Linked DNA regions of Homo sapiens: regions 2, 3, 4 and 5 are each linked to region 1. A link is a loop called in an ENCODE intact Hi-C map of the cell type or tissue named here. Cell type or tissue: endothelial cell of umbilical vein. All regions are shown on one strand.

The links. A loop is a pair of places that touch in the nucleus more often than their neighbours do. Peaks named below come from ENCODE experiments on the same cell type or tissue, not always from the same donor. Only the 100,000 strongest peaks of a DNase experiment are listed, where the experiment ranks them.
Region 2: a loop joins it to region 1, with 18 times the contacts of the local background. A loop is called at or near these places in 4 of 110 quality-filtered maps.
Region 3: it touches region 1 in a loop (17-fold over the local background); 13 of 110 quality-filtered maps call a loop at or near these places.
Region 4: a loop joins it to region 1, with 6 times the contacts of the local background. A loop is called at or near these places in 12 of 110 quality-filtered maps.
Region 5: a loop joins it to region 1, with 6 times the contacts of the local background. A loop is called at or near these places in 2 of 110 quality-filtered maps.

Annotation. Positions count from the first base shown.
Region 1 is chr1:228,391,319-228,396,318 of GRCh38, reverse strand. It overlaps TRIM11 (tripartite motif containing 11), which reads left to right. Exons shown (of 6, transcript NM_145214.3): 6 at 1,067-2,643. The coding sequence ends at 1,614. It overlaps TRIM11-AS1 (TRIM11 antisense RNA 1), which reads right to left and starts at 2,029. Exons shown (of 3, transcript NR_199157.1): 1 at 1,871-2,029; 2 at 513-608. RefSeq lists enhancers at 4,216-4,771, 4,772-5,000. In endothelial cell of umbilical vein, a CTCF peak has its summit at 2,708 (motif pointing right); a DNase peak (open chromatin) is centred at 2,718.
Region 2 is chr1:227,997,648-228,002,647 of GRCh38, reverse strand. No RefSeq gene overlaps it. Among named protein-coding and RNA genes, the nearest start is that of WNT3A, 6.8 kb to the left of the region's middle. RefSeq lists silencers at 2,999-3,048, 3,089-3,148. In endothelial cell of umbilical vein, a CTCF peak has its summit at 3,102; a DNase peak (open chromatin) is centred at 3,097.
Region 3 is chr1:228,263,284-228,268,283 of GRCh38, reverse strand. OBSCN (obscurin, cytoskeletal calmodulin and titin-interacting RhoGEF) reads right to left here. Exons shown (of 116, transcript NM_001386125.1): 18 at 3,893-4,168. LOC124904535 (a long non-coding RNA gene) reads left to right here. Exons shown (of 3, transcript XR_007066916.1): 3 at 1-1,943. Among named protein-coding and RNA genes, the nearest start is that of OBSCN-AS1, 52 kb to the right of the region's middle. In endothelial cell of umbilical vein, a CTCF peak has its summit at 2,936 (motif pointing left); no DNase peak of the experiment used is centred here.
Region 4 is chr1:228,224,355-228,229,354 of GRCh38, reverse strand. OBSCN (obscurin, cytoskeletal calmodulin and titin-interacting RhoGEF) reads right to left here. Exons shown (of 116, transcript NM_001386125.1): 10 at 4,621-4,896. Among named protein-coding and RNA genes, the nearest start is that of OBSCN-AS1, 13 kb to the right of the region's middle. In endothelial cell of umbilical vein, a CTCF peak has its summit at 1,939 (motif pointing left); no DNase peak of the experiment used is centred here.
Region 5 is chr1:228,234,749-228,239,748 of GRCh38, reverse strand. All of the region lies in intron 10 of OBSCN (obscurin, cytoskeletal calmodulin and titin-interacting RhoGEF), which reads right to left. Among named protein-coding and RNA genes, the nearest start is that of OBSCN-AS1, 24 kb to the right of the region's middle. In endothelial cell of umbilical vein, a CTCF peak has its summit at 2,778 (motif pointing left); a DNase peak (open chromatin) is centred at 2,758.

The sequences.
Region 1 (5,000 bases):
GTTCCATTACATGGTTATGATTGATTAAATCATTGGTCATTGGTGATGGGGCTCAACCTCAGACCCCTTTCCCCTTCCTGAGGTCAGAGGCTGGGGCTGAGTGTTCCCGCCCTCTACTGACAGGATTGGTCTTTCTGGTGGCTGGCCTTATGCTGGGCTCTCAGGTCCCCACCTCAGCCACTGCAGTGGCATCAACTCAGGTGTGATGGAAAGGGGCATCTTATGATAGCACAAGATGCTTCTATCAGTCAGGAAATTCCCAGGGTTCTGTGAGCTCTGCGCCAGGAACTGGGCACAAAACCCAAATCTGAGTCTTGTATCACAGTCACCCAAAGGAAGTACTATCCTCAGCTCTTGCTAGCAGGTCAGGAGCCTGTTGTGTAGGAACTGTGTGCAGGCCTCCAGAGGTGGATAGATCTGAAATCGGAGTGGTCAGGGTTGGGACAGCTGCCCTAATTCACATCCTTCATTTGGAGATTGAAAGGAAAAACAGACTGGATGCATTGGCTCACCTCTGTAATCCCAGCACTTTGAGAGGCTCAGGCGGGAGGATTGCTTGAGGCCATCAGTTCAAGACCAACCCGGGAAACATAGCAAGACTCCCATCTCTACAAATAAAAAACAAAAAAATGAGCCAGCCATGGTGGCACACGCCTGTAATCCCAGCAGCTTGGGAGGATCTGAGGCGGGAGGATCATTTGAGCCCAGGAGATCAAGGCTGCAGTGAGCCATGATCGCACCACTGCACTGCAGCCTGGGGCCACAGAGCAAGACCCTGCCTCTTTAAAAAAAAAAAAAAAAGCAACCAAGATTCCCTCTTGATATCTGAAGGCAAAACATGGACCAATTTGTAGGACATTGTAAGTTGCAACTGGACGTAGCTAAGTGGGGAGAGGATGTCCACTTGGAGACAGTTAGTTACTCCAGGAGGTTGTGAGGCTACAGGCCCAGGGCAGAGAGCCAGGCCGTCCGACTGGGAGGATTGTACCTACATGCCCAGGACATGGGCAGATGGCCCCAGCTTGCCTGTGGCTGTGCCTGGGTGACCTTGGGCCTCTCTCTGCAGGGGACGTGACCTTGGACCCGGACACCGCCAACCCTGAGCTGATCCTGTCTGAAGACAGGCGGAGCGTGCAGCGGGGGGACCTACGGCAGGCCCTGCCGGACAGCCCAGAGCGCTTTGACCCCGGCCCCTGCGTGCTGGGCCAGGAGCGCTTCACCTCAGGCCGCCACTACTGGGAGGTGGAGGTTGGGGACCGCACCAGCTGGGCCCTGGGGGTGTGCAGGGAGAACGTGAACAGGAAGGAGAAGGGCGAGCTGTCCGCGGGCAACGGCTTCTGGATCCTGGTCTTCCTGGGGAGCTATTACAATTCCTCGGAACGGGCCTTGGCTCCACTCCGGGACCCACCCAGGCGCGTGGGGATCTTTCTGGACTACGAGGCTGGACATCTCTCTTTCTACAGTGCCACCGATGGGTCACTGCTATTCATCTTTCCCGAGATCCCCTTCTCGGGGACGCTGCGGCCCCTCTTCTCACCCCTGTCCAGCAGCCCGACCCCGATGACTATCTGCCGGCCGAAAGGTGGGTCCGGGGACACCCTGGCTCCCCAGTGACTCGGGCCCTCCTGGAGGAGTCCTGTTGCCTCTCCTGCCCCTCCAGGCCACTGAGTGTTTTGGCCACTTGGAGGACCTGGGAGGAGGGAGTGTGTCCTTTGAGCAAGAGGAGGAACTCCTGGTGCCTTTCTGAGCCTGCGTGGGAGAACCCCAATTCTAGCACTCCAGGAAACTGTGGGAGAGTGTGGGGCAGGCTCCGTCCTCCCTGGGAGACCCCTCCAGCCACCGGGTGCCACTTAATGCCAACAGCCCTTACCAAAGCTGGGAGCCCCATTGCCCCGGCAGCTCTGGCCTGTGGTTCCAGAAGCTGAGAAAACTCCACTGGGGCTTGCAGAATCCAGGGTTCACCTAAGCTGCACAGTTCCTGCAGCTTTGCCAGCCCCCTGAAAGTCTTGTGTACCCCACCTCTGAAGATGCTGGGGGAGGCAGCTGGGATGGGAGCCAGCCCCATGCCTGTCTGTGACCCCACAGTGGGTGAGAGCCCGTCACAGTCCTGGGTGTGGCTGCTCTGGAAGAATTAGGAGGCAGCCATAATAAGAGTCTTCAGAGAGATGATGGGAGGGGCCAGTGAGGACAGGAACAGAGAGTAGATGTCCTATAATAAAGGGGCTTCTGGGAGGTGCCTGGGCACAGATGTCTGTTCAGCAGGTGTGTGGGCCTAGAGGAGAGAGCAGAGCCCAGAAATGTCTTTTGCAGGCCCACGTTCTGACTTGAAGCTTTCGTGGGCATGTTGCCATTGGGTTTTGCCCTTGCAAAGGCTTCCTAGGTCTCCAGTGGCCCCTCAGGACCCAGGGTCCCAGCTGCTGCTTGGGGATGTGCACTGCTGGCCGCCGGCCTTGCAGTCTCTCTACCCTGGGGAGGAACAGTGGCTTCTCAGAGCCTGGGGCATACAGAAGAAGGCAGGAGTTGATTTTTGTGTTGGGTTTGGGGTTTCTTTGTCCTCAAGGTACTGTTCTGTTTCTCTTTACCCCTCTGCTTTATTTATTGTAAGCATTCCCACGTTAAATAAACTTTGGCTGTTGTCTACAAGTCATCCTGCTGGTGCCTGCTTAGTCCAGGAACAATAGCGGGTGCCCCACTGCCCAGCAGAGGGCAGAGCCCCAGGGAGGCTGTTGACGGGGCAGGCGGGAAGCTCAGGCAAAGTAAGGGCCGGGACGGGCAGCCACTTCCCACACCCAGGCACAGATGGGCTCTCCACTTTCTGTGCTCAATATATATGTTCCTTATGTGGAGCTATTGCCGGAATGTTTTTTTCGAGATATCCTGGTAAATGTTTCCTGCATTCCATTGTGCTTAACGAGTAGTCTCCTGATTATCATTTATTCAGTCACTCTCCCATTCTTGTCTTTTTTTTGGCAGGGGCCTGGGGGGGCATTATGTAATACCATGTTGAACAAGATCAGCAGTTTCATTCAGCTGCAACAAAGAGAAGTCTGAGTGGAAACCAGGGGACTGGGCATTTCTCTGTGTTGGGGTGGGGTTTTTGTTTGTTTGTTTGTTGTTTTTTGAGACAGGGTCACCCATGCTGGAGTGCAGTGGTGCAATCACGGCTCACTCACTGCAGCCTCGACTTCCCAGGCTCAGCTGATCCTCACACCTCAGCCTTTCGGGTAGCTGGGACTACAGGTGCACGCTACAGATGGGGCCATGCCCAGCTAATTTTTGTAAAGATGGGGTTTTGCCATGTTATACAAGCTGGTATTGAACTCCTGGGCTCAAGAGATCCTCCTGCCTCAGCCTCCCAAGTAGCTGGGAGGGACTACAGGCGCACACCACCATACCCAACTAATTTTTTTTTTTTTTGGAGAGGTGGGAATCTCACTATTGGCCAGGCTGGTCTCAAACTCCTGGGCTCAAGCGATCTACCCATCTTGGCCTCCAAAGTGCTGGGATTTCAGGCTGAGCCACCAGGCCTGGTGCGGTGAGTATTGCCATAGCCTGTTTCCAAGCGGCTGTGTCCAGGGCTTCCCTCCAATTGAAGACTCCGTCTGCTGCGTTTGTGCCTCCTGGAGTGAGGCAGCCCCCGCCACCTCAGAATTGCTGATCTTGTTCAACATGGTATTAGGTAATGCCACCTATCCCCCTACCAAAAAAAAAGACAAGAATGGGAGAATGACTAAATAAATGATACTCAGGAGACTGTAATGAAGCACAGTGGAACACGAAACATTTACCAGGTTATCTCAAAAAACAATTCCTTCAGCAGCTCCACATAAGGACCATACACCTGAGCAAAGAGCGGAGAGCCCATCTGGCTGGTGGTAACAGCCGGGGGCAGCCTTGTGGGTGAGACCACGGGTGTGCACCCAGGATAGTTCTGGCCATAGCTTTAAAATAAAGCTGCACACTCCATAAGAGAAGGGCAGACTTCATGACTCATCTTTCCGGATGTCCCCCTGCTGAGTGCTGAGGCCCTGTGGGTGTCACCCATGCTTCCAGGCAGTGGAAAGATGATGGGAACATGCAGGACCCTGAGCAGGGAGCCAGTCTCTCAGAGGAGGTGACAGTGAACGGCCTGAACAACTGTGTCCTGCACTGTCAGGGAGCCCCACTGTGTGCAGCTTGCAGTTGACCAAATATTTAGGTTCCCCCAAATTCATATGTTGAAATCCTCACCGCAAGTTCATGTTATGAGGAGATGGGGCTTTGGGGATGTAATTAGTTCATGAAAGTGGTGCCCTCATGAATGAGATTAGGCCCTCTGCAATGGGACCAGGTCTGGAGGTCTGCACAGTACATCACCAATGCACCGTCAAGCATGGTCCAAAGACAGGGTTGTTGTGCAGGCTCCCATTGCATGTTCTCCTCCACACCTGCTGTGCCCACCTGACAGTAGCTGGCCACCCTCAGAGTGCCCATGATGTCCCAAGAGCTGCGGGACATTGTCATGCCGTGGGCTGCATGCAGGGTGCCCAGCACCACCTGTGCAGCACCCAACCGTCCTGGTGCCCCCCTGCGCCCTTGAGCCCCCTGCACCCCAGTGCCCATCTTGCATGCTGCACCCTCCCCATCTCACCCTTGCCCACCACATGCCCCCTGTGTGCCCAATGCCATCCTCCCACACCTGCAGCCTCCCAGTGAGCAGACCCCCCAGGGCCCATGGGTCACCCACGCACCCTAGATCCCCTTATGCCCTGGGTGGCCACGGAGCCCATTGCCTCCCATGTTAGCAGTGCCCGGAGCCTCTGGTCACCCCACACCCAGCCCCGTGCACTCCAGGCACCCAGAGAAGCCCCGCACACCCTGTTTGCTTCCACGCCTCCCATGTCCTGTCCCTTCCCAGGTGCCCTGTGTTCGCTTGGGCAACCCTGCCATCTGGAGGAAGGCCTCCTGGTGCTGGTGTGGAGCTTTGTCCCCGCCGTGCCCCGGATCCCTGTGCTTTCCCT
Region 2 (5,000 bases), 390 kb after region 1:
TCTTTAAAACAAATTTTTTTTGCAGGGACGAGGGCCTTACCATGTTGCCCAGGCAGGTCTTGAACTCCTGGGCTCAAGTGATCCTCCCACTTTGGCCTCCCAAAGAGCTAGGATTACAGGCGTGATATTCTGCAACACCCTGGGAATTTGCTGTGGCGTCCCAGGGTGCCTTAGCACACAGTTTGGGAACTGCAGCTGGAAAAACAGCAGCCAGGGCTGGGCCTGAGATGCACAGGTCAGCCAAACAGAGACAAGGAAAATGACGTGGCCACCTGCTTCCCCAAAGCTGCTGTGGTGAGACAGGGTCTCTGGGCCACAGACCTGTCTGCCTCCCACCTCCTGTCTATGGCTGTCCTGTCTTTCTATCAGTCTCTGTGTGTTTTCCTGTCACAGCCGATGAGCCCTCCTGCACAGTTGTGAGTTGCTCTTCCTGTCTGCAGCCCCTCTCTACATTCCTTGTCTGTCCCTCCGCCCCGTCTCCACCTTTGTTGGCATTGTTCAGCTCAGGCACTGTGGGAATTACCTCCTCCGCGTTAATATCACCATGAGAGCCCCCGTGGACATTACTGATGTGGGTATGTCCTGGCAGGGCTTTGCAGGTATGGCTGTGAGCTCAGGGCTGTCTGTCTTCCTGTGGGTTACCTGCCCTCTGTGGGAGGCTGTGTGTGGGGTCTACATATCCACAGCTCTGGGTTCCTGCTGTGTATTTATTCAGACCGGAGTCTGTGGCCTCCCCGTGGCCCCTGCCCAGGGCAGGTCCAGCCCACAGAAGTTGTTGCTCTGCCCCCTTGCCGTGCACGCCAGTCACAAAGCAGGATGGCGGGGGCACCATCCCCGTTTCCCCCTCACAGTGGCACACCACTGCACTGCTTGTCTCAATGAGCATCTCCCACTAGCCCAATCTGGTTACCTGTCTGCTTCTTACCATTGCCCTGTATCTATCTTTCTGAGCTTGCCGTTATATTTATATTTTAAAAGACTTTTCTCCTCTCCAGCCCAGATCTCTTATCAAATTTCCACTTTCCTTCAGTTCTCCGGAAGGTTCTTTTTTATTTGTTTGAGACAGGGTCTCACTCCGTCGCCCAGGCTGGAGTGCAGTGGTGCCATCATAGTTCACTGTAGTTTCTAACTCCTGGGCTCAAGCAATCCTCTTGCCTTGGCCTCCCAAACTGTGGGGTTACAGGGGTGAGCCCCTGCGCCTGGCCTCCAAAAGGTCCTTATGGTAAATGTGGGTTGTCAGATGAGATGATTTCTTGAAGGCTCCTGGAGCGGAGTGATGACAGCGACTACCATGCCCACTGTAGGCCCACTGTGTGCCCGGTGATCCACCAAGCACTGTGTGGTCAGAGGGAAGTGAATTTCACCATGTTCTGGAAGTGGAAAAGGCTCAGTGAGGCTGAATGAGGAGGCATAGCCGCCTGAACCTCCTGGAGGCAGCACAGCAGGGCTGGGCTCTCTCCGAGGCTCACCATTTGTAGAGTATATGTTTCCCTCCAAGACTGGAAGACCGACTGCAGGACTCCAACTCAGAAGGCCATCCTTTCCTGGCTCCAGGGCAGAAGATTGCGCCAGGATGGGGGGCATGCTCGGGAGTCCTTGTAGGCAATGAGGGGGGTAGGTGGACACGAGCCGGTCCTCATGAGCTTGCCTTTCTGAGCTGCCCTGTGGGACGAGGGCAAGGGGCCCAGTGGCCAGACTTCCTAGAGAGTGCATTTGCAGGGGCTTGGGGCACCTCTTTGGGAAATAATTCAGTCTGTTTTGAGACATCACTCTCTCCTCGGGTGTCACCCCTTCAACTACCCATCTTAGAGTTCCATTTTGACCCTTCACCAGATCCCACCTGATGAAAGCAACTGGAACCTTAGGTCAGCCTCTCCTTGTATGGAAAGAGTGGGCTCAAGGCAAAGTGGAAGGAGCAATGGGCCCGCAGGAAAGACCCTGGTCTCCAGGTCCCAGCCTCCAGGGATCCTTCCATACCCCCACACTGCTTTCTTTCCAGGAATGTCTGTTGACTCAAAGCCCTTCGCATGCTGTGCTACGAACGCCACCTTTGAGAAGGCTGACGCATGATGGTTGTGTGAACATCCCTTCACAAATCAAACCATGTGTGTTCTCACAGGCAGCTCTTGGATGCCATAAAAGTCAACTCTGGGGTCCAACAGGCATGTCTTTCTCAGTTGACACCCCAGCCATCCACCTCCTAGCTCCATGCTGTCCTCTCTCCCTTAGGGCATGATGTAGGAGGCACACGATCTCATTCTCATTGCAAGGTGACTTCTTGGACCTGCTCTCCTTGCAGGTGGCCTGGTGATATGTGGGGAATTGTGGACCTCCCTATGAGGAAGAGAAGATGGAATCTGGGAACCATGGAAGTAGGGCCATCAGCCTCTCCCTTTAGCCATGTGGTTAATCCTGGTTGATCCCATGAAATGGCCATGAAATGCTGGAATCATCCAAACACAGAATTATAGGATGCAGGGGAACTGAGTCAGTAGAACCCTCTGATCTTAGAATCTTATGGTTCTTCAAGCATGGACCCATAGATGGAGAGTCTTAGAACCATAAGAAAATCAAATTTGAGAATTAAAAAAAAATCACAATGGGCCAGACAGGTAGTTCATGCCTGTAATTCTAGTGCTTTGGGAGGCTGGGGCCAGCAGATCTCTTGAACCCAGGAGTTTGAGACCAGCCTGGGCAACATAGTGAGACTCCGTCTCTATAAAAAATTAGCTGAGTATGGTGGTATGCACCTGTAGTCCCAGCTATTCAGGAGGCTGAGGTGAGAGGACTGGTTGAGGCCACAAGTTCGAGGCTGCAGTGAGCCATGACTGTGCCACTGCACTCCAGCTTGGGTGACAGAGAGAGACCACTACTCAAAAAAAAAAAAAAAAAAATCACAGTATCATGGAGTTCTGGAATCCTGCAGATTAATTATCCAGAATCCTGGTTCCCAGGCCATAACTTACTTCCCTGTGAAATGAGGGCAATAGACTCCCCAGACTTTCCTGTTGGGAAAGAGCTAAGTTTTGCTGCCACAGCAGCTCTTAGGGACCGGTTGGTGGCTGCTTGCTGGAGTTCCGCTTCTGGGCCAATACTGCCACCAAGTGGAGATGCCAGAGGAGGGCGGCACTGAAGGGGTGCCTGGGTCCAATCTTCCCCTAGAGGCAGTGCCCCTTCTGGGCAAGGTTGTGGGTGACATGAGCGGCGCCTCCTCCCTAGCCCTTGGCTGTCCTGCAGCCCAAGTGGGATTTTACATTGTGGGTATGACCTCTCTCATGGGAATAGTGGTGACCACAACCCCTGCTGAAACCTGCATGACCCAGCTGATCCCTGAGACCACAGGAGATGCAGTGTCACCATCTTTGGAGCATAAGCCAGAGCCAAGGCTCAGAGGCCAAGAGCAAGATTCACAGGGCTGCTGTTCACACATGGGCCTGGGCCTGGGCAGCTTGACAGTCACGCTCCTCCTGTCCACCCCCATCACCCAGGATCATGGGTCTTGGACTCCCTCATCACTGGAGATGCTCTCCTTCACTCTGGTTCACCCCCAACTTCACCTTTAGGGCCTCCCCTTGGCCTTGAAGATCCTGAGCTCCAGGGACATGGTGGGATTTTTAGAACATGATACAAGTAGTGAGTGCAGGTGGTTTATGTGGGAACATGGTTCTAGGGAACAGGAGAGTGGGGGGAACAGGTGAAGAGAAAAAGCCATTGGGGTATCCATTGACTGCCATCTTCCCTGGTCGAAGAAGCTGGGGCCCACTGTCCCTGGCGAGGCACAGGAGACATGGCTCCAAGGAGACATGATGTTTTGTTTCTTACAAGGCCAGTCCATCAGCCCCTTTGTGGGCTTCCTCCCTAGCATCCACCTCCTGCACACCCTTTCTGACTGTCAACGGCACCCTACTGTCCCATTTCATGGAGGGAAATCGAGGCCATCAGCTTCTGTGTCACAACCTGCAGTCTCTGCAGAGAGTTTCTGTCTCTCCCTCCTCAGAGGGTTGCTGAGGTTGTCCTCCAACCCAACGGGTCCAGAAGCTTCCTTGCTGGTTCCTTCCTTGCTGTTCCTTGCTGGTTGTCCTCCAGCCCAGTGGGTCCAGAAGCTTCGGCAAAGCATTTGTTCCTGTTCTGTCCAGGTTCTTCTCATATCAGGCTCAGCAACCACCTCCATACTCTCCTAAATCTTCCACCTGCCCCCTCTACCTGCAGCTTCCTCTTAGTCCAGAAGCTATCAGCTATTTAAAGTGGTATTATTTCTTTCCATTTCCATGTTTTGTTGCAAGTGCTGACTTTTAGTACATTGATGTTGTTTCCTGCAACTGTCCTAAGTTCACTTATTAGTTCCAGCAGACTTATTCTTTTTTGTAGATTTGTTGGCGTTTTCCATATAAACAATTGTGTTACCTGTGAATAAAGACAGGTTACCTCTTCCTTTAAATTCTAGATGCCTTTCATTTCTTTTTCTTGTCTTATTGCACTAGCTAGAAACTCCAGGACAGTGTCAAATAAAAGTGGTGAGAGTGGATGTGCTTGTGTTGTTCTTGATGTTTAGGGAGGAAACACACAGTGTTTTATTAAAGTGTGATGTGAGCTGAAGTTTTTCATAGATGCCACTTATCAGGTTTAGGCAGTTCACAGCTAGTTCTAATCTGCTGAGAGTTTTTATATAAATATTGGAATTTATTAAATGATTTTTCTGCATCTATTGAGACAATTATATGTTTTTATTTAGCCAATTAATATAGTGAATTGCATTAATTTATATTCAAATATTAAACTAACCTTGCATTCCTGGGATAAATCCCACTTGCTCATGGTGTATCATCCTCTTTATATATTGTTGGATTGGATATGCTAAAACTTGGTTAAGAACTTTTGCATCTATGTTCCTGAGAAGTACTGATCTAGAATTTTTTTTCCTTATAATGTCTTTGTCTGATTTGGGCATTAGGGTAATTCTGGCCTCATGAGATACTCATGAGTATTTCCAACTCTTTAAT
Region 3 (5,000 bases), 130 kb after region 1:
TCCTCCAGTGCAGGGACTGGGTTCCTAATGCTTACACAGCTCCCTTCAAGGATATGCTAGGGTCTCCCCATGGGACTGGGCAGGGCGTGTCCTCACTGCAGGGCCCCAGAGTACTGAGGCTTCCAGTCCTGCCACTGTCAGGAGGGTCAGCGTTGGCCTCTGCGGGGAAGGCCTGGGCTTTGTCATGCATTGCCTGGTGACATGCAAGGTGGAGCCCTTTCCACCACTTCTGGCCATTACGTCAGCTCTTCTGGGGTGTCGCTCTTCAGGCTTCTGTCCAATTTTCAGTAGCCTTTTCTGTCTTTTCCTTCCTTATTTTTAGGAACTCTTTATATATTTTAAATGCTAGCAAATGATAACTGTGTATTTGTAAACATCTTACCCATGTCCTTGACCGGCCTTTTCGCTCTCAAATGATGTCTTGACAAATTAAAGTTTTAGTTTTAATGTAGTTAAATATACCATTGTTCCACTGTTTAGTTTTAAGAAATCTTTCCTTTCCCTGAAGTTTTTAGCAATCTATGTTAGCATCTAGAGGCTTTATGGTTTTACCTTTTATACTCTGTGGCCTCTAACCTTCCTGGAACTCACTTTTCAGTGTGAAATAAGTTACTAGTCTAAATTTTTGTAAGGTTAAACAATCAAAGAACTATTTTTTTTTTAGAAGATCATCCTTTCTCCACTGCCTGTGCAGGTGTGAAGGTTAAAAAAAAAACACACAAAACACACACACACAAAAAAAACAAGAAGCAATAAAAGGGAGAATCCATGTATTTGGGTCTGATCATGAGCTCACGATTCTGTCCCTTTGGTCTGACAACTGTCCTTGTGTTGTGCCTGGCTGTCTCCATTCCTGCAGCTGAATGTTCTTGATATCTGGTAGACAAATGCTCACAAGTGGCTCTTCAAGAGTGTGTTACTCCACTTGGCCTTCAGAATCTGCTTCTCAACGTTCACCTCCCCAAAGAGAAACATTTGCTTGGGTTTTGACTGGGCATTAACATATTTGAGTCTTCCATGGGTTTCTATTTATTTAGGTCTTCTTACTGTCTGTCAAAAATGTTTCACAATGGCCAGGCACAGTGGCTCACACCTGTAATCCCAGCACTTTGGGAGGCTGAGGTGGGAGGATTGCTTGAGGTCAGGAGTTTGAGCCCAGCCTGGGCGAAATAGTGAGACCCTGTCGCTACCAAAAAAATTCCTTAAAAAATTAGCTAGGCATGGTGGTGCACGCCTGTATTCTCATCAAGTCAGGAGGCCGAGGTGGGAGGATCTCTTGAGCCCAGGAGGTTGAGGCTGCAGTGAGCCATGATTGCACGACTGAACTCCACTCTGGGTGACAGAGTGAGATCCTGACTCAACAACAAAAATATCTGACAATTTTCCTCCACTGAGGTATCAGACATCTTTACTATACTTGATGCTTTTCACGCTCTTGTAAATCTTTTAAAATTTCATTTTACAACTGTGTTGCTAGTGTGTGTGTGTATGCGTATATACATACATACATATATATGTGTATTCTGCATGTTGAATTTCTATGTGATGTTTCTCAACTCTCATATTATTTGTTATAACTTATTATTTATCTTATTATTTATCTATCTTTTGGATTTTCTGAATTGATACTCATATAATCTGTGAATCCCACTTATGTTTTTCTCCAAGTGTTATACCTTTTCTTTTCTTTTCCTCCTTTCTCTGCTGTACAGTGCTGAATGGAAGTTGGGATGGTTGGCTTCTACGTGCTGATTCCTATCTCAAAGGCAAAGCTTTCAAGGTTCTCTTTAAATATGCAGTTACCTGGTGTTTTCTGCAGTACCACTGACCAGATTAAAGAACGATACTTTATAATTTGTTAAGAATTTCATGGCATGAATTGATGCTGAATTTTATCAAATATTACCTCTGAACTTTAATATTAAATTTAATCAAACATTGTATTCTGTATTTATTGAGATCACATAATTTTTTCATTGCATCCAATTCCATCATCCTTTATATAGATGCACTTGTTTCTAAAACTAAACCAGCCTTGCATTCTGGGACTACATCCTTCCTTAGAGGGTCTTATCCTCTTGATAGATAGCTAAATTCAGTTGCTAATATTTTGCCTTGATATCCATAATAGATTGGTCTAAAATTTTAATCCTTGTTAACATTCCTTGTCATATTTTGATATCCATATTATATTTCTTATTTTTCTTTTTTTTTCTTTTTTGAGACAAGAGTCTCAATCTGTTGACCTAGCTGGAGTGCAGTGGTGCCATCATAGTTCACTATAACCTCAACCTCCTGGGCTCAAGCAGTCCTCCCACCTCAGCCTCCCAAGTAGCTAGGACTTACAGGCACCCACTACAACACCCAGCTAATTTTTTAATTGTTTTTTAGAGACAGGGTTTTGCTATGTTGCCCAGGATGATCTCGAACTCCTGAGCTCAAGTGATCCTTCTACCTTGGCCTCCCAAAGTGTTGGGATTACAGGCATGAGCCACTGCCCTAGGCTATATCATGTTTCTACAAGACTATCTGGGGAGTATATCTGCTTTTCTGTTCCCTAGTAGAAGAATCTGTATGAACATAGAATAATTTCTTTCCTAAATATTTAGTATAATTTAGCAATTAGAGCCACCAGGCTTACATCTTTTGCTATGAGCAGATGGTTTTCATGGTTCCATTTTTTTAAGTTTCTAGGACTACTAGAGTTATCTACTTATTTTTGTGTCACTTTTGATATATTTCTAGGAACTGGCCAAATTGTCAATATTTTCAAATTTATTACTATAAAATTTATTACCACAAATGTATTTCTATAAAATAATTTGTCATATTCTCTTAAAATTTGACAAAAATACAGAGTGAGGTTTTGGGTGTATATACACCCCCAAAACCACTCTATGCTGATGCAATAACAAACTGTTATGTGGTGGCATCTAGAGGTCAGTGTAGTACCTACAGCCAGGGTTACTGGACAGTAAGACTGTCTTAATGAAAGGAAAATAAATTTGTTTCTCAGACTTCTCTATGAAGCAGCCATGGAGGCTCAAACACAGTAACCATTAGGAAATTCTATAAAGTAAATACACATGTCAAACAGAGGCTGCTATGAAGGGAACTCGCCTTTGACGAAGTGTGGTGGTGTCACCTACTCTACTTATTCTTTTCCATTTCTAAATCAAACTACAAGAACACTGACACCAAATACTCCAATTGAGGACAAAAGGAAAACATGCTTTGTTTTAGAAATAGTATTCTAAGCCCATGGATGCACTGCAGGCACATCTCCACTGGGGCGCCACTCCTTACGATTCACACAATCACAACAAATCAGGGATCTACATTTTGTAACATATGGGAAGAGGGAAGAGTGTTCCCCTTTCTCTAAAACTATGATAAGCCAAATTTTAGTTTTGGGAAAATTCCAAGGACAATTCGGTGACTGAAAACTCCCATGATCTTGGTTGGATGAAATGGAGGCATCTCCCCTCCCCCTGGCAAGAGCCATATGCTCCATAGGGTGAGGACTCAGGAGCTACCAGACATTCAACAACAGCACATTCACCTCTGTGCATGTGACAGACACCCGGTCCACCTCAACCCCCAGTGCCAGGGGCAGCGAGCCTCCTTGGACACTAAGAAAACCAGGAAGGTGCCCCGCAGGTGTGACTGCGCACTACCAAGTACAAACATGCCTCCGGGTTTGCAGGAACAGCCCCTCTCCCTCCCATGCACACCCCTCCCTTGGCCCAGCCACAGGGATGGAAATGGGAGTGGAAAGATGGGAAGCCCGAGACATGAAGGCTGAAGGAAAGTGCACAGAGATATGCTGGGGCTACGAGCCAGAAGCACCATCACCTCTGAAGAGGCTCCTCAGGACCTCCAAAGCACTGACCTGCCACGTGCAGGTGGAAGGACAGCCGCTGATCCCCGGCCTTGCAGCTGTACTCCCCGGCGTCCGCCTGGCCTGCCTCCTGCACCACCAGCCTCCGTGTGCAGCCCACGGCCTCCATTCGCACTTTCGAGCTGGAGCTCAGTTTCTTCCCGTCCTTGTACCACGTCACCTCTGTCTGGGCCTGGGCCACCTCGCAGCTCAGCGTGGCACTGGTCCCCGCCTCAGCCTGCACCTCCCTGCTCGCTGGCTGCTCCTTGGCAAACACCGCCTTGGGCTCTGGGGAAGGCAGGGATGCATAGGGTGACCACCACCATCAAGGTCAGGAAGGCAGCACTGGGGAGAGAAGGCCTGGGCAGGGAGGAGGGAGCAAGAGAACCTTCACCAGCCTCAGGCTCTGCACTGGCTGTGTGGTCAGGAGAAGCCCCACCACCTCCCAGCACAAGGAACACAGTTTCTCCTTCCATTTCGCACGGCACCAAGGGCTGCCCCAGGCAGGGCCGCCATGACAGATCCTCCAGGGCAGGGACTGGGGTCCTGACACCTGCACATCTCCGCTCATGGATGTGCCGGGGTCTCCCCAGGGGACTGTGCAGGGCACGTCCTCACCCCAGGGCCCCAGAGTCTGAGACTCCCGCTCCTGCCACTGTCAGGAGGGTCAGCTCTGGCCTCTTCGGAGAGGGCCTGGGCCTCCTGTGGCTTCCTGGGTCCCTGTCGGGAGGACTGTCAAGCTGGGCACCTTCTGATGGTTTGGGGACGGAGTCTTCACTCTTCTGTGATGTCACTATTAAAGTGTTTTGCCCAATTTTCTTTCTTTCTTTTTTTTTTTTTTTTTGAGACAGGGTCTCACTCTGTCGCCCACGCTAGAGTGCATTGGTGTGATCATAGCCCACTGCAGGCTCAATCCTTAGGCTCAAGACATCCTCCCAACTCAACCTCCCAAGGAGCTTGGGACTACAGGCATGTACCACTATGCCTAGCTCTTTAATTTTTCATTTTCTAGAGGCAGGGTCTTGCTATGTTGCCCAGACTGGTCTCAAATTCCAGGGCTCAAGCAATCCTCCTGCCTTGGCCTCCCAAAGCGTTTGGGTTACAGGCATGAGCCACCACG
Region 4 (5,000 bases), 170 kb after region 1:
TGCTACAGTGAACCATGATCACACCGTTGCATTCCAGCCTGGGCAATAGAGTGAGACCCTGTCTCTAAAAAAAGAATAAATAAAATATAAATAAATAAAAACAAGAAGAGTTGGTGAGGATGTAGAGAAACTGGAACCTTCATACATTGCTGATTGAAGAATGTAAAATGGTGCAGCCACTCTAGAAAACAGTCTGACAGTTCCTCACTAAGGTAAATAATATTATCGTATGACCTGGCAACCCTACTCTTTAGGTATCTACTCAAGAGAACTGACAACATACATTCACACAAAGCCTGCATACAAACGTTTATAGCAGCATTATGTATAGTTGCCAGAGTGGCAACAGTTCAAATGCCTGTCCACTGATGCATAGATAAACAAAATGTGATCTGTTCATACAATGGAATGTGACTCAGCTATGAAAAGGAAGTACTGATACATGTTACAACATCATGAGCCTTGAAAACATCATGCCCAGTAAAAAAAAGACAGACATAAAAGGCCACATATTATATGATTCTGTTTAAATGAAATGTCCGGAACAGGCAAATCCAGGGAGACAAAAAGCACATTAGTGGTTGCTAAGTGCTGAGGAGAAGGGGAATGGGGAGTGACTATGAAGGGGCATAGAGTTTCTTTTAGGGTTGATGAAAATGTTCTGGAATTAGACTGTGGTGTGGTTACGCAACCTAAAAACCACCAAATCGTACACTGTAAAAGGGTGAATTTTATGTTACTTGAATTACGTACTCTAAAAAATCAGTCAGGTCCGGTACAGTGGTTCATTCCTGTAATCTCAGCACTTTGGGAAGCTGAGGTGGGAGGATTGCTTGAGCCCAGAAGTTTGAGATCAGCCTGGGCAACATAGCAAGACCCCATCTCTACAAACAAAAAATTGAGAAAATTAGCCAGGTATGGTGGCACGTGCCTGTAGTTCCAGCTACTCAGGAGGCTGAGGCGGGAGGACTGCTTGAGCCCAGGCGGTCGAGGCTGCAGTGAGTCATGGTCACACCACTGCACTCCAGTCTGGGTGACAGAGCAGGACCCTGTCTCAAAAACCAAACAAATGAAAAGGTGCCAGCAGGTTCAGCTGCCTGGTGAGGGCTGCTCTCTGCTTCCAAGACAGCACATTATTGCTGTGTCTCACATGCGAGACAGGATGGAAGTGGTGAACTTGCCCTTTTATAATCTAGGGGTACTCATCCATTCGCGAGGGTGGAGCCTTCGACGCCTAATCACCTCCCAAAGGCCCCCTCTTAATACTGTTGCTCAGGGGACTAAGTTTCAACATAAACTGTGGAGGGGACACAACATTCCACGAACAGCAGATAGGCGTGATACAATATGTTAAGAAGTCAATTTAACAAAAGCACTTACACAGAGAACACGCTAGCCTGCCAGTCCTGCCTTTGGGGTAAAACCCTGAGAGCATCACAAAACCTAGCTCCCACATTCTCACTGCTATGGTTGGAATGTCTGTGGCCCCCAAAATTCCCACGTTGAAATCCTTATCCCCAAGGTCATGGTGTTAGGAGGAGGAGCCTTTAGGAATCACTTGGGTCATGAATGAGATCAATGCCCTTATAAAAGAGACCTCAAAAGCTCCCTCACCCCTTCCACTGTGAAGACTCAGTTAGAAGGCACCGTCTATGAAACAGGAAGCGGCCTCACCAGACACGGAATCTGCTGGCACCTTGCTCTTGGACTTCTGACCTCCAGAGCTGCAAGCAGCACACTTCACACTTCCGTGGTTCCTGAGCCACCCAGGCTATGGTGTTCTGCTCTAGCAGCCCTCATGGACCCAGGCACTTGCTGAACGTCAGCATTCCTCTGTGTGGCCACACAGGACCCCTGGCCCACGCTGCAGACATTGTCTGCTTCTCTCCCTGGAGCACAAATGTGACAGAGCCCGCAGATGTGCAAGCCTGGGCCCCCTAGTGTCTGAGTCGTGTGTCACCCTAGGGATAAAAACAGCAGCAGGAAGATGGGATAAAGCAATTAGTGCACCCCTGCCAAGCACCATCTCATGTTAATCCCCTCTCCTGCCCTAAGAGCTGGGTGCACTTTGGGATCCGCATTTTACAGACAGGGAAACAGGCTGGATGAGCCACTGCCACTGACACCTTTCCAGACACCCTGGTGCCCACTCTGCTGGCAGCTAGTGCCTCTGAGCTCCTGCAGCCTGGCACACCTCTGTCCCCTCCCACCCTGCACCACGGCCCTCTGGGGTGAAGGCTAGCCAGTGTCTACACCACCAAGCTGGCCCTGCCCTCCTTCCTTGACCTATTTATCCCCCAAAACCCAATCCCAGCAGCTATAATTCACAGTGCCCTACACAAGCACAGTCCCCAGATGCCACAATCATGAATCCCATGTTACAGATGAGGAAACTGAGGCACAGAGAGGCCAACTGTCTGAGTTTCTGGGGGCTGCCGTAAGAGCTCACCATAAGCTAAGTGGCTCAGAATGACAGAAAATCATCCTCTTACAGTTCTGGAGGCCAGAAATCTGAGATCAAGGTGTAGCAGGGCTGTGCTCCCTCAGGAGGCTCTAGGGGAGGACCCACCCTGCCTCTCCCAGCTCCTGGGGGCTCCCGGAGTCTCTGGGCTTGTGGCCGCATCACTCCAGAGTCAGCCTCCATCTCCCATGGTTGCCTCCTCTGTGTGTGTCTCCCGGTCTGCCTAAGGACAGTGTCACTGGATTCAGGGCCCACCCTAGTCCATGACCTCATCACAAGGTGCTTTACTTAATTACATCTGCAAAGACCCTGTTTCCAAATGAGGCCCCATTCTGAGGTTCTAGGTGGATGTGAATTTGGGGATGATACAACATCAACAACTCACCCAAGGTCACTCAGCAGACAGACAGGAATGAGACACACGTGGCAGTATGACCCCACACATGCACCGATCCTACCGCCAGCCTGCCTCAGAAAGGGGTGGAAACCCAGGCTGTGGGGTATGGGCTGTGGGGCCAGTCCCAGGCCAGCTTCTCCCATCCCAGGTCCACCTCCTCCTCCTCTACGTCCCCCTGCCAAGGCTATAAGGCCATAGGCACATTCTCCAGGCTACCTGGAGCTGAGCAAGGTCTTGCAAGACCCCCACCAAGTCAGGGAGGCATGGGGGTTGGTGTACTCCCAACTTCAAGAAAAGTTTTTGTTTTCCAAACAGAAGAGACAGCCAGAAACATCCATAATGAGGGAGGCAGAATTCTAAGAATGCCCAAACACTAAATCTAGGTGCTGCTGTGAAGGAAGCCTGCAGATGGAATGAGGTCTCATATCAGTTGACTTTAAGTTCCTCGAAAGGATGATGACCTTGAGTGGGCTGGACCTAATCAGGTGAGGCCATAAATGGGAGGGGTCTCTTCCCTGGCAAAAGAGATTTGAAGTCTGAGAGTGACTTGACACAAGGGAGATTACCCATTACTGGCCTGACGATGAAGGCCACATGGCAAAGAATGAGGTGGCCTCTAGGATCTGACAGCAGCTCCCTGGCTGACAGCCAGCCAAGAAATAGGGCCTTGGACCCATGGGCTCACAGACCCACAATTGCAAGGAACTGAATTCTGCCAACAAATTGGGTAAGCTGGAAATAGGAACCAAGAGAACTAATCAGCAGGCACCTGACTTCAGCTTCTGAGACCCTGAACAGAGAACCCAGGCACGCCACGCCTGCACTTCTGACTTACAGAACTGTGAGCTACTCAGTGAGCATTGTTTCAAGCCACTAAGTTGGTGATAATTTGTTACAAAGCAGTTAAAAAAATAAGCAGAAAACAAAAAAACTAATACACACCCTTTCCACATCTTCCCATCTTGAACATGATGGCTGGAGCTATGGAAGCCACCTTGTGACCATGAGGCAAGCATTTGAAAGAAAAAGGTAACATGTTCAGGATGGCAGAGAATTAAACAGATCCCATGTCCTTATGATAGACTGTTAAAAAGGTTGTGATGAGTCAAGACACCCTGGGTGCACAATGTTCTACAACAGGACATGCCACTCCCCCACTGACAGTAGGGTCTACTTCTCTACACCCTAGTTCCTGCAGACTAAGCTGGCCTTATGCTTAGCTTTGAGCAACAGGACATGGGGGAAAGTAACACTCTGGGAGTCCTGAGAACCCAGCTTAACAAGCCTCATAGTTTCTACCATTCCCTAGGAAAAGAATCCAGTCACCATGGAAAGAAGTCCAAAAAGAGAGCAACCATGGAGGAATGAGGTTGCAGGCATGGAAATGAAGCCAGCTGACAGCACAAGAAGAGACAGGTCCATTGTCCTGGCCATCCCCCATCCACTGGAGCCATCCCAGCTTGGACCTCAGTCAGGTGCACCAATGAGGCCAGTCAGATCCCCCAGCCCCAGCCAACACCACATGAAATACAGATGAGCCACCCCTGCTGAGCCCTGACCAAATTCTCAACCTGCAGAATGGTGACAGGTAAACTGATCATTCTTTCAGGCCTCTAAGTTTGGAGTGATCTGTTACACAGCAGCAGATAATTAACTGAAACAGGCCCTCAGGAGGCCGCCAAGCACTGTCCCAGCCTACGCTGAAACACTGCCCCCAGACCTGCTCCCATGAGATGCTCAAATGTCTGCTCTATCAACTGACCTTTGACATCCAGATGGAAGGAGAGCCGCTGGCCCCCAGCCTCGCAGCTATACTCCCCGGCATCCGCCTGGCCTGCCTGCTGCACAACCAGCCTGCGCGTGCAGCCTGTGGCCTCCATGCACACTTTCGAGCTGGAGCTCAGCTTCTTCCCATCCTTGTACCACGTCACCTCCGTCTGGGCCTGGGCCACCTCGCAGCTCAGTGTGGCACTGGCTCCTGCCTCTGCCTGCAGCTTCCTGCGTGCCAGCTGCTCCTTAGCAAACACCACCTTGGGCTCTGGGGATGGACAGGGAAGGATGCACAGTCAGAGACTCCAGAGCACAGAAACTAAAGTTTCAGATGCAGAGGCTGCTCAGGCTGGAGCCCACTGATGACGGGCT
Region 5 (5,000 bases), 160 kb after region 1:
CCGGAGGTGTACAGGACAGCCCAAGTGAGTGGACACCAGCTTTCAAATGCACCTCCAAGTCCACACCTGTCTTCAAAACGATCACTAAAAGAGCTGCTGTGTTTTTAAACCAAGTTGACTAAGTGTTACCGCCTCACTGAGCATGCTGAGGAGTCCCAGAGCCGAACCTCTGCAGCCAGATGTTCTCAGGGACCCGGGTATGGATTCAGGCACTGCGAGGATCTTGCAAGGACCCACACAGCAGCCTGTCAGCAACGTGTCTTCAGCAGCGGTGCTAGCACTGGGCATGTGGCAGACCAGCATCCCGCATGAGCACCTCTAAGCATGAGCACAGATGCAAATCCAGTCACACAGCCGCAGCATACTCAACCAGCTGGGCAGCTACATCTGCTGCTCATTCCATGGCCCTCGAATCTGCCTGATCACCAAGGGAGGGCTTCCCCAAGCTCTTTGACATTTGTTATGTTTGCTTTAGAGAAGGACTCACAAAGTACTTTCAGGGAAACTGTGTCTCTTTGATATGCACTTCACAAAATCACTCACAATCACACTGCATGTGGATGTGTTTGAGAATGGGAATGTGTTTTAATATGTGTATGTAATATGTATGAGCAAGTGTGTATGTTTAAGTGTGTTTTCATGTGTATGTGTATCATGCATGTATTTGTGTGTATGAGATGAAGCATGTGTATGCACATGTGTGTACGTTTGTGTATATGTGTTTAAATGTGTATATGTATGTGTGCAAGTGTACATGTGTTTGAATGTATGTATATGGTATAAGTGTGTATGGGGGTATATGTGTATATAGGTGTATGTGGGAGTGAGGTGTCTGTGCGTGTATATATGTAGGTGAGTGCATATGTAGGTATTGTGTGTGTATTATGTTTAGGTTTGTGTGTGTCTATGTATGTGTGTGTATATATGTCTTGTGTGTTGTTTGTGTGTATTTAAATGTATTTATGCATATGTAAATGTGTTGTTGGGATATGTATGCATGTATGTGCAAGTGTGTGTGTGTGAGTTTATATGTGTGTGTGTTCATGTGTGGGTGGTGTATGTGTGAGTGCATGTGTATGTTGTGCAAGTGTGTGTAGGTGCATGTGAGTGCACGTGTGCATGTGTGTACATTCATACGTGTGAGTGCATGTGTGTGTAGGTGTGCATGTTAGAATGTGTGTGTGCATATGAGTGCATTGTGAGCATGTGTGTGCACATGTATGTGTAGGCGTGTGTGAGAGTATGTGTGTGTAAGTGCACTGTATGCATGCATGTGTGTGTGAGTGCACAGGTGACTGCCTGCCTGCAGCTGCACTAGGGAGGAGGCATGCAGCAGTCTCGGTGGCCCCTCAGTGCAGCTAAGCCACTGAATCAGGTCCCCAGCTACCTACCTGGTGGTTTACCTGCGACATTCGCCTGAATGAGATACAAATACCCTCGCAAGGATGCTTAGACTTGTCTCACGCAAGAAATGCCAAGGTCTGGGTTCATTTGCATATTTATAATAAAACTTGCAGTTTTCAAAAGCACCTACTGGTGGCTCCACTCTTGGAGGTGCACACCCCACATCTCACCTGTGAGACCAAGGAGCTGCTATCTGAACACTCAGAAAGGAGAGCAGCAGGTGGATGGGGGCGGCAGAGGAACAGCATTCAAAGTCCCAGCACCCTTCATCCCATGACCTGTGCACCCAAAACCCAGAGGCGGGCATTTGTGCAGAGCGGGCTCCCAGTGAATCCTGTAGCCTCCCTCAAGGTATGGAAGAGGGAAGCACAAGTGCTCAGAGAGGACAGAAGACACCCCTGTTTCTTCTTCTTTCTCACACCCCAGACCATGCAGGTGTGAACAACTAAACTCCTGATAAAGGAAACACTCTGTCCAGGCACAATGGCTCATGCCAGTAATCCCAGCACTTTGGGAGGTTGAAGTGGGTGGATCATTTGAGGTTAGTTCAAGACCAGCCTAGCCACATGGTGAAACCCCGCCTCTACTAAAAATACAAAAATTAGCCATATGTGGCCAGGCACAGTGGCTCACGCCTGTAATCCTAGCACTTTGGGAGGCTGAGGCGGATGGATCACCTGATCAGCCTGGCTAACATGGCAAAATCCCGTCTCTACTAAAAACACAAAAATTAGCCAGGCATGGTGGCACATGCCTGTAATCCCAGCTACTCGGGAGGCTGAGACAGGAGAATCACTTGAACCTGGGAGGCAGAGGTTGCAGTGAGCCAAGATCGCACCACTGCACTCCAGCCTGGGCAACAGAGTGAGACCCTGTCTCAATTAAAAAAAAAAAAATCAAAAAGCAAAAAATACAAATTAGTCGGGTGTGGTAGCAGGTGCCTGTAGTCCCAGATACTTGGGAGGCTGAGGCAGGAGAATCACTTGAACCCAGGAGGTGGAGGTTGCAGTGAGCCAAGATTGTGCCACTGCACTACAGCCTGGGTGACAGAGCGAGACTCCATCTCAAAAAAAAAAAAAAAAAAAAAGGGAAACACTCCTCTTCAATGGAAGGGGCTCTGATCTCAAGGGTAAGCACTGTTGATTTTTTTTTTCTCTGTCCTCCTGGCGCTCAGCTCTGGCACATACAGTTGCAACCATAAGAAGCAGGATCAGGGCAGCAAACACAAAGCTCCAGTTTTTTGTCTGTAGAACTGAAAGGCAAGCTCCAGGAAAGCAGAAAGTCCTGGAGAGGATCCTGGAAAGGGAGATGCTCGAAAAATAGAACACAAAGTTGTTCAAGAACTCCAGGGCTCCCCCTAGAGGCACACATCACTGTACTCGGGGACAAAGCACTGCCCACATACACACGACCACAGGAGGTGCACGGGCAGGACAGATCAAACCACACAGGCTTTGAAGACATCAACCCACAGAAGTCAACTAGGCTGATTTCCAGCTTGAAAAAAAAAATCAACATTCCCCTAGTATGTAAAGAAGACCTGAAGTCATGTAACATAGTCTTCAAAATACCCAGGACACCATCTGAAATTACGGGGCATAGGAAGAATCAAGTAGCATGCACATGAAAAGACTACCAACAGATACCACCGTCAAGATGACACCAATGCTGGAATTATCTGACGATTTTCAAGCAGTTAATACAAAAATGCTTCAACAAGTAAAAGCAAATACCCTTGAAAGGAATGGGAACATTAAAAAGTCTCAGCAAAGAAAGAGAAGATATAAAGAAAAACTGAGTGGAAAGTTTATAAGAAGAAAAGATAGTAATTGAAATAATTCACTGTATAGGCTCAATAGTTGAATATCAATAACAGAAGAAAGTTAGTGAAATTGAAGACAGATCAATAGAAATTATCCAATCCAAACAACAGAGAGAAAGGGATTTAAAACAAAACAAAAAAACAGAGCCTCAGGGACCTGTAAGATGATTCTGAAAGATCTAACATTGAAGTCATTATCCCTAGAAGCAGAAGATAAAATATAGTTCAGAAACAATAATCTGAAGAAATAATGACTAAAAATCTCCCAAATTTGGAAGAAGACATAAACCAGATTAGATGAATTTGGCAAGCCCCAAACAGAATAAACCCCAAAAAATCCACACCCACATGTATCATTTTAAAAGAGTTAAAAATTAAAGACAAAGAAAAAAATTTTGAAAGCAAGCAGAGAAGACCAACACATTATTTGTAGGGGAACAGTTTGAATGACTGTTAATTTCTCACCCTGTGTGTGTGTGTGTGTGTGTGTGTGTGTGTGTGTGTGTAAAATCATGATGTTGTACAGCTTAAATATATTCAATCTTTATTTGTCAATTAAATATTTTTTTAATCATGAAGGCCAGAATAAGTGGAACATTTTTTCAAGTGCTAAAAGAAAAGAACCATCAACCCAGAATTCTCAATTTTCCAAAAATATCTTTCAGGAATGCAGGTGAAATAGACACATTCTGAATAAAGGAAAACTAAGAAGATGCACTGATGGCAGAGCTGCTCTAAAAGAATTGCTAAAGGATGTCCTTCAGACAGAAGGGAAATGATATCTCAGGGAAACTTGCAACAGCAGGAATGAGGCAAGAGTAACAGAAATGCTGAACATCTAGGCAAATAAAACAGATTATATTCCTCCTCTTGAGTTCTTTAAAATAAATTTCATAGTTAAAAAACAAAAATTATATTATCTGATGAGGTTTTCAGTGAATGTAGAGATAATACGTAAGATAACTACCATAATAATTTAAAGGTCAGGGAGTAAAAGAGACCTATGTGATGGTAGGAGTTCTCTATTCCAGTGGAGGTGATAAAATACTGATCTTAAGTAGATGATGAAGAGTTAAGTATGTTAAGTGCAATCCATAGGTGACCAAAAAAAATCACAATAGATACATTAAAAAGAAATACTAAAAAAAAAAATCTAAATAACCCAAAATGGGCAGAAAAGTTGAAACAGAAGAACCGAAAAAAAGGGGAAAAAACAGAAAAATGTAATAAAATAGTCAACCTGGATCCAAATATATTAATCACAACATAAATGAAAATAGAATAAATACATCCATAGTAGGACAGAGATTATCAGTTGGAAAGTAGTGAGCCAACTACATGTTATCTACAAGAAACTCACCTCCAATATAATTATATGGGCAGGTTCAAAGTACAAGAATGGCAAAATACATGTAATACAAACACTAATAATACAAGTCTGGATTGTTTGTTCATATTAATATCAAACAACGAAAATTTCAGAACAAAGAAAATTACCAGGGAGAAAGAGGGACATTACATAAGGATAAAGATGTCAGTTTGCAAAGAAGACAAAATGATCTTCACAATGTAACTTCAAAATACATGCTGCAAAAATCGATAGCACTGAAAGTAAAAACAGACAAATCCACAATCATAGCTGAGGATTTCAACACTCTTCTCTCAATAACTGATAAAACTGGCAGACAGAAAAGCATCAAGGATACAGATGAACTGAACCATGAGCCATCATGACCTAAGTGACACTGGTAGGATCCACCCAACAACAGCAGAA